2 separate regions of the Homo sapiens genome follow, and region 2 is linked to region 1. A link is a loop called in an ENCODE intact Hi-C map of the cell type or tissue named here. Cell type or tissue: chondrocyte. All regions are shown on one strand. Links, peaks and the distances in the headings refer to the core of each region. The heading gives the core; the rest is flanking DNA.

What was found. Hi-C counts contacts between places; a loop is a spot of excess contacts. Peaks named below come from ENCODE experiments on the same cell type or tissue, not always from the same donor. Only the 100,000 strongest peaks of a DNase experiment are listed, where the experiment ranks them.
Region 2: it touches region 1 in a loop (2.7-fold over the local background); 2 of 110 quality-filtered maps call a loop at or near these places.

Annotation. Positions count from the first base shown.
Region 1 is chr11:128,052,218-128,055,131 of GRCh38, reverse strand. It overlaps LOC107984374 (a long non-coding RNA gene), which reads left to right and starts at 397. Exons shown (of 2, transcript XR_001748082.2): 1 at 397-836. In chondrocyte, for the core only: CTCF peaks have their summits at 1,256 and 1,483; no DNase peak of the experiment used is centred there.
Region 2 is chr11:128,719,310-128,722,223 of GRCh38, reverse strand. All of the region lies in intron 1 of FLI1 (Fli-1 proto-oncogene, ETS transcription factor), which reads right to left. Among named protein-coding and RNA genes, the nearest start is that of SENCR, 25 kb to the right of the region's middle. In chondrocyte, for the core only: no CTCF peak of the experiment used is centred there; a DNase peak (open chromatin) is centred at 1,357.

The DNA.
Region 1 (2,914 bases), core at 296-2,795:
TTCATTTCTAGCATATTATTATATTAAGAAAAGAAAGTGCTTTGTGAAATTGTTGAGACCAAGAAAAGCAGCCCTAGAGTGGCCTGGAGGGAAAACATTGGGTCTCTTTATGATATTACTCAAAGGCCTTTTAGATCCTGGAGAGGTGACAAAGTCACCCAGGAGAGTGAAGGATAACACAGTAAAAAGTCTTATGTAAAACTGAGACAGGGCTTTTCCTCTGGAAGAATCTTCAACTTCTGGTGCTAAGTCATCTTCCTATAGCTTCCCTGAAGCAGGAATTAGCATTGTAAACTCTTTCTAGACTGTAGGGTGAGTAAACTAGCCTCACCCAGTGAAGCTCTTGCAGAGACAAGAGCAGATGGCAGACATTCAAGCAGCAAGCCCTGGCTCCATCCACCTGCACCTTATGTGGCAGCAACTCTGGTCAGGGAGCACTCAAGAGGCTGTGGAAAGATGCAAGAGAAATAGGACATGTCCAGTGAATCATCCTGGCACACATATGAATGGTTTTTTAACTGTGAATCTGCTTATTTCCACACAAATAGCATAGGAACTGAGGGAATCAAATGAGAGCCACTGTCGCTCTGACAAAAAGAAAGAGAAAGGAAGAGAGACAGAGGAAGTAAGCGTTTGTTTCATATTTACTTCTTGAATATTCCCTAGTGCAAAGCACATGTATGTGATCCTGCTCTATGCTCATGAAATCCATGCATCATCTCTTATATTAATTTTACAGATGTGGAAACTCAAATAAAGAGAGGTGAAAGAGTCCCCAGGACAACACAAAAAGGTGACAGAGCCACTGAATTTAAATCCATACCCTCTAATTCAAGGTTAGTTCTCTTCTCTATAACTGCTGTTTCCAATAGTTTCATGGAAACCACAAAATATTTTCTAATTTACCCTAAATATTTTAAATATTTTCATGACATTCTTTACTCCAATGTATAGTTACCCTCTTTCCTGAATTCTTAAACTCTCATCACATTTACTTAAGTAGCCTGATATTTAATTTTTTTTTTTCAGTGAGATGGTAAGTCTCCAGGGTGAGAGCTGTGTTCAAGGTGCCCTTTTTTCATTCAAAATATCATGTGCACTTATTGATTCATAATAGGCATTCAATAAAAATTTGCTGAATCAAAAAGAAAAAGAAATCCAGATATTCTGTTTTATTTCCATTGTCCTCCTCCTTCTCATTTTGAGCTGTCTTCATGTTTCAGGCACTACGCTTAGCACAATTCATACCTTATCTCATTTAAACACAATTATTATCTGCTTTTTTTACTTAAGAAAACTGAGACACAAAGACATGGGGCTTATTTTCACAAGGCCACAGAGCTTGAGCGTTCATCAGCCTGATCCCAGAGCCCAACCTCTTAACCATTACAGGATTTTGTCTCAAGACCACCCATCAATGCGGTAATGGGATCTAAAGTTGAACCCAAGAGCTCTGGCTTTTTGGCTGCCAACCTCATCATTAACCCCTCCACCAGGGGAAATCAACCAGCCAAAAAGCTGTGCATTCTCTCCCCAGTATTTCCTTCCACCTAAGCCAGCATGGTATTCCCCAGAGTCACTTCCCACCCTGGCACACAAACCACAAGTAAAAAAACTGGAGCATCAAACACCAACATTAGCAGGATAAATACTCCATCTAATCATCCTACTAAATCATCAGACTGAGTCCCCAGAATTCTAATGCTCTTTCACTCCATTCCCTCTGCCTCTCTTGAGGCTTTAATTTGAGCCTTTCCCTCCCAACTAAAACCAGATATGTAAAGATGGTATTATATTTCTTCACAGCTAATAGCCAGACTATGAAATCATCCAGCAAGCAACTCCCAAGCCATGTGAATCAGTCGTAACACATTTCCTTCATTTTTATAACCCTGGAGATGGAAGAAGGGCCAGGAGGTAGATGAAGGGGAGGGTTATTGCCAGGTATTGTTAACTTTGTCCCTGGGTAATTGAAGTAAGAGCAGTCCAGGTCAGATTAGAAGCAAGATCTTGGAAAAGCTTGGATATAACAGGGACCTGGTAGACCCATATTGGATTGATTATGAAGCAGGAAGTGAAATCTGACATGCCTGACATTTAACACCCTAACCACATCCTGTCTCCTAGATGATGAGAATAAAGATATTGTATATTCAGTGGCACTGACATTTTTATGCCTCTTAACGAAAAGGGAAACAACTTTCTGGGACTGGTTGAAAGGATAAGGAAGCAGAGAACACCTTCACGGCCTTTAAGGAAGATAGGGGATTTGAGTAGGAAGTTGTATAAGGAAGGAAACATCAAGTCCTATATTTTGGGTGAATAAAGCAAACTAAGTTGCATCAGCCTGGGCAAAGAATGTTTTGAGTGAGGAAAATAAATGAAATAGCAATTGAAAACAGAAAAATCCAGTAATGATTTCTTTATTACCTGAAATACTTGAGATTTTTCAATGTTTTCACTCTCAACGTTTTCAACAATTTTCAGAACTAAAGGTATTTTAAAACTTGTATTAACTGTTGAAGGCTACTTGAGGATGCATAGGATTGAAGCACTGGTAGGTGTCTAGCTTAATAGCACATCTCAATAGCACATCTTGTATTTATATAATACAGCTTGAGGATTTCAACAGGTCTCTCAAAATGACCCCCTTCAGCAGCCCAGTCCACCTCCAAGTGCCCTCTTCTAAACAACTGAAAATAAGCAGGAAACAATTTCTTGTTATCGCTGGGAAAGAGATAGTTCTATTTCCCGAGTAATCGGTTTCCATGCATAAACAGCAAGAAAATATTCTTTTTGCCATTCTGAACCTAAATCACTCTTGCTGTAATTTATGATCATTTTCTCATATTCCATATTAAATAAAAGTGGAAAATAGCTCACTATTTCTTTTATTATAAGATTGTAGTTGACA
Region 2 (2,914 bases), core at 145-2,644, 670 kb before region 1:
CCATATAGTAAATGTCATATAGTCGTGTGTCAAATGTCATATGGTTAAGTCACGTCAGGGGGTAACTTTTACATTTTTACATGAACCTCCTGGACGTTCAAAGGAGTGAACCCATGGCAAGGATTTCAGGCAGACAGAAACGTGATGGAGGTTTCTGCGGGGTGGGTCTTTTGGAGCATCCTACCATACTACCTGGGCTGCCTCCCTCTAAGACCAGCTGCAGACAGACAGGAGAAGCATTCCCACTACTCAAGATGACCAGGGAGCCTCTGACTCTAGCCACTTAGTGGGGCCTTCTTAGGCAGGAAGAGGAGGGAAGCAGATCCCTCAAATTAATACCTGGCCTGAGTCACTGGGCTTGGGATTCAGAGTTTGGAAAGTCACCCAAATGCCTTCATTCCCAAACCTGACCTTCTAGAGAGCCTGGAGCGGGCAAGCTTCAGATTCATTTGTGTCAACATGTTGTTTGGTTAATGTAGCTGAGCATCTAGGCCCATTTTCTTAGAAACAGGAAATCCCAGAGTGCCAAGAGTAAACATCCCAGCCCCCAAAGGTTTGGGTTCATGTAGGAACTCCCTGACCACAAGGGTCTGTGGGTCTGTGTGCTTGAGCCAGGCATGCTCTTGCACCCATAATTGATCTTGTATAAAGAGATGGTCTCTCTACAGCTCAGCAGCTGGACTGTGAGACTGAACCATGCTTGAGGCTGGTTGGGAATAGGCTAAGGACAGGGTCACAATTTCAAACATAAAGCAAAAATGTATTAGGGCCTTTTATAACTTGACAGGCATCTCCCCTGCAATCCCCACCACAGACTCTTCAATTCTAGTTTCTTCTCTTTTTATTCTTTGTTTCTTCTGTGACAGCAGGGACCTCGTCTGTCTTCGCCTCCATTCTTCCATCCCTATATTCTACACCGTGCTGAGAATAGGAGGTGCCAAGTACAGGCTGGCGGAATGAATGAATGATTGAGTGGATGGCACCATGTGAATCAAGGCAGCAGAAGAAGGCATCCCTGAAGGGCTTGACCATTCCAGCTGTCTGTGGTGCATCCTACAGGGGTGAGCTCCACATAGTTACTAGTCTTAAGGGGCTCACAGAGAATTAATTCTCTCTCACGAACTTGCCAGCCCCTAGTTGGCAAGGACAGATTCTCCAGAAGCTTCTCTGGATTAGTTGAGAGAGCTCAGGTTAGCTGGGGCTGGAGGAGAAAACACTGGCTGTGCAGAACTTGACTGGGTGGAGGGGGAAGGGCCGGGGGTGGCCAGAGGCGGCTTCTGTTGCACAGAGGTCCGGCTTGCTCGCCAGACAAAGAGCCCTCAGAAAGCACCTTCCCCACCTCCGCCACACACAGAGAAGGCGCAGAGGGCCTGGCCTCTTTCTTACAAGGAGCCCGGCTGACCCTGTTGCTGTGAGGGGCAGAAAGAGAGGCAGGCAGCTGCTTGGAGACGCGGGAGTCACTGAGCAGGGCCCGCGGAGTCTGACAACGGAAGAAAAGAGGCAACCCTTCTATTATTAGTGGCTGCTTTCCACGTATGTGTAAATCAGACAGCCTATGCAAAAAGAGGCCTCCTGGTAGCAGGAAATTCAGAGTTGTGGGTGTCTTTGTGCTATCAGATCGGGCCCTGGGCTTGCCTGCAATCCGGTCTTGGACGGGCTTCCATCTGGGCTGCATTAAGAGGCACAAGGAGGTGAGCGAAGGCCCGGCTTGGCCTCCCCACCCCCCAGTGTTTCTGGTTTTATGACTCTAGGGGGACTTTGTGACTTTTTAAACATCGTCTTTTCAGCATTTCACGTGGGCTCCTTTTTAGAGCCTATACTGAAGATTTTATGAAAATACAAAAGAGATAAGGCTGCGTCTGTTACAAAATGCCATCCCAGGTCCAGAAGCTGGGCATAACTAAAATAATATATACTATTCCAGAGCCCAGGACTTGACTTCCGTGTTTAGTGGTTTGCTGTACTTCCATCAGAAGTAGTGATATAGTGTAATATTTAATGATACAGGAACATGGCCGTAATTTAATATAAAGAGAATAAAAGGAGGTTACAAAGCAATATGATTCTGGCTAGATAAAATAATACATATATGTCTATATATTTGCATTATAAAGACCGGAAGGAAGGGCACCAAAATATGAATCGGCTGCTTTCTGTATTGTGAGACTATGCGTGCTTTTACATTCTTATTTTGAAATTTTCTATACGTTTTAAATTTTATACAAGGATGAAGTGACACTTCTGCAATCATTATTTTAAAGAACTTAAACGATGCACGTAATGAGTTTTAAAAAAAAGTAAGCCAAGAAACAGAGAAGAAGTAGTAGCACCTGCAGGATGGGCTTACTAACTTAGTCCTGTTTCTCAGCAGCCTTGGGTGGGTTTTCCATGTCCCTTGTCTCCCATGGCCCTGACTCCCTCTCCTCCCTTTTTCCTTGCCCTGCATAGCTCTTGTCCATTTCAGCCGGTGACTCCATGCTGCTGGAGCACCTTGCTTTCTCACAGCACTGACCTGCCCAGCGCCTTGCCCTTGCTTGTCCCAGGAAAGCAAATGAGGCCCCAGAAACATGAGTAGACGGGATGAATGTAATTCAGCTCCCAAAATTTGCAGTAAGTCTCCGTTGCCCTTCAAGTCCACCAGAGATCGTGCCAGTCCTTAGAGCTTAGACTGAATGCAGAGCCCTCGCTGTCTTTGTATAATGCACTCTTTGACAGCTAATTAGGTGGATTTCAGCAACTTCACAATGTCACATCTATCAGAGGCAGGCAGCCTGAGACTCCCAGGGGAACTTATTCAAGCTATAAGTAAATAAATATTACAGATTTTACACACACACACACACACACACACACACACACACACACACGGGAAAAGGGGAGAAAGAGTACACACACACGCAGACCATTTTGTCCT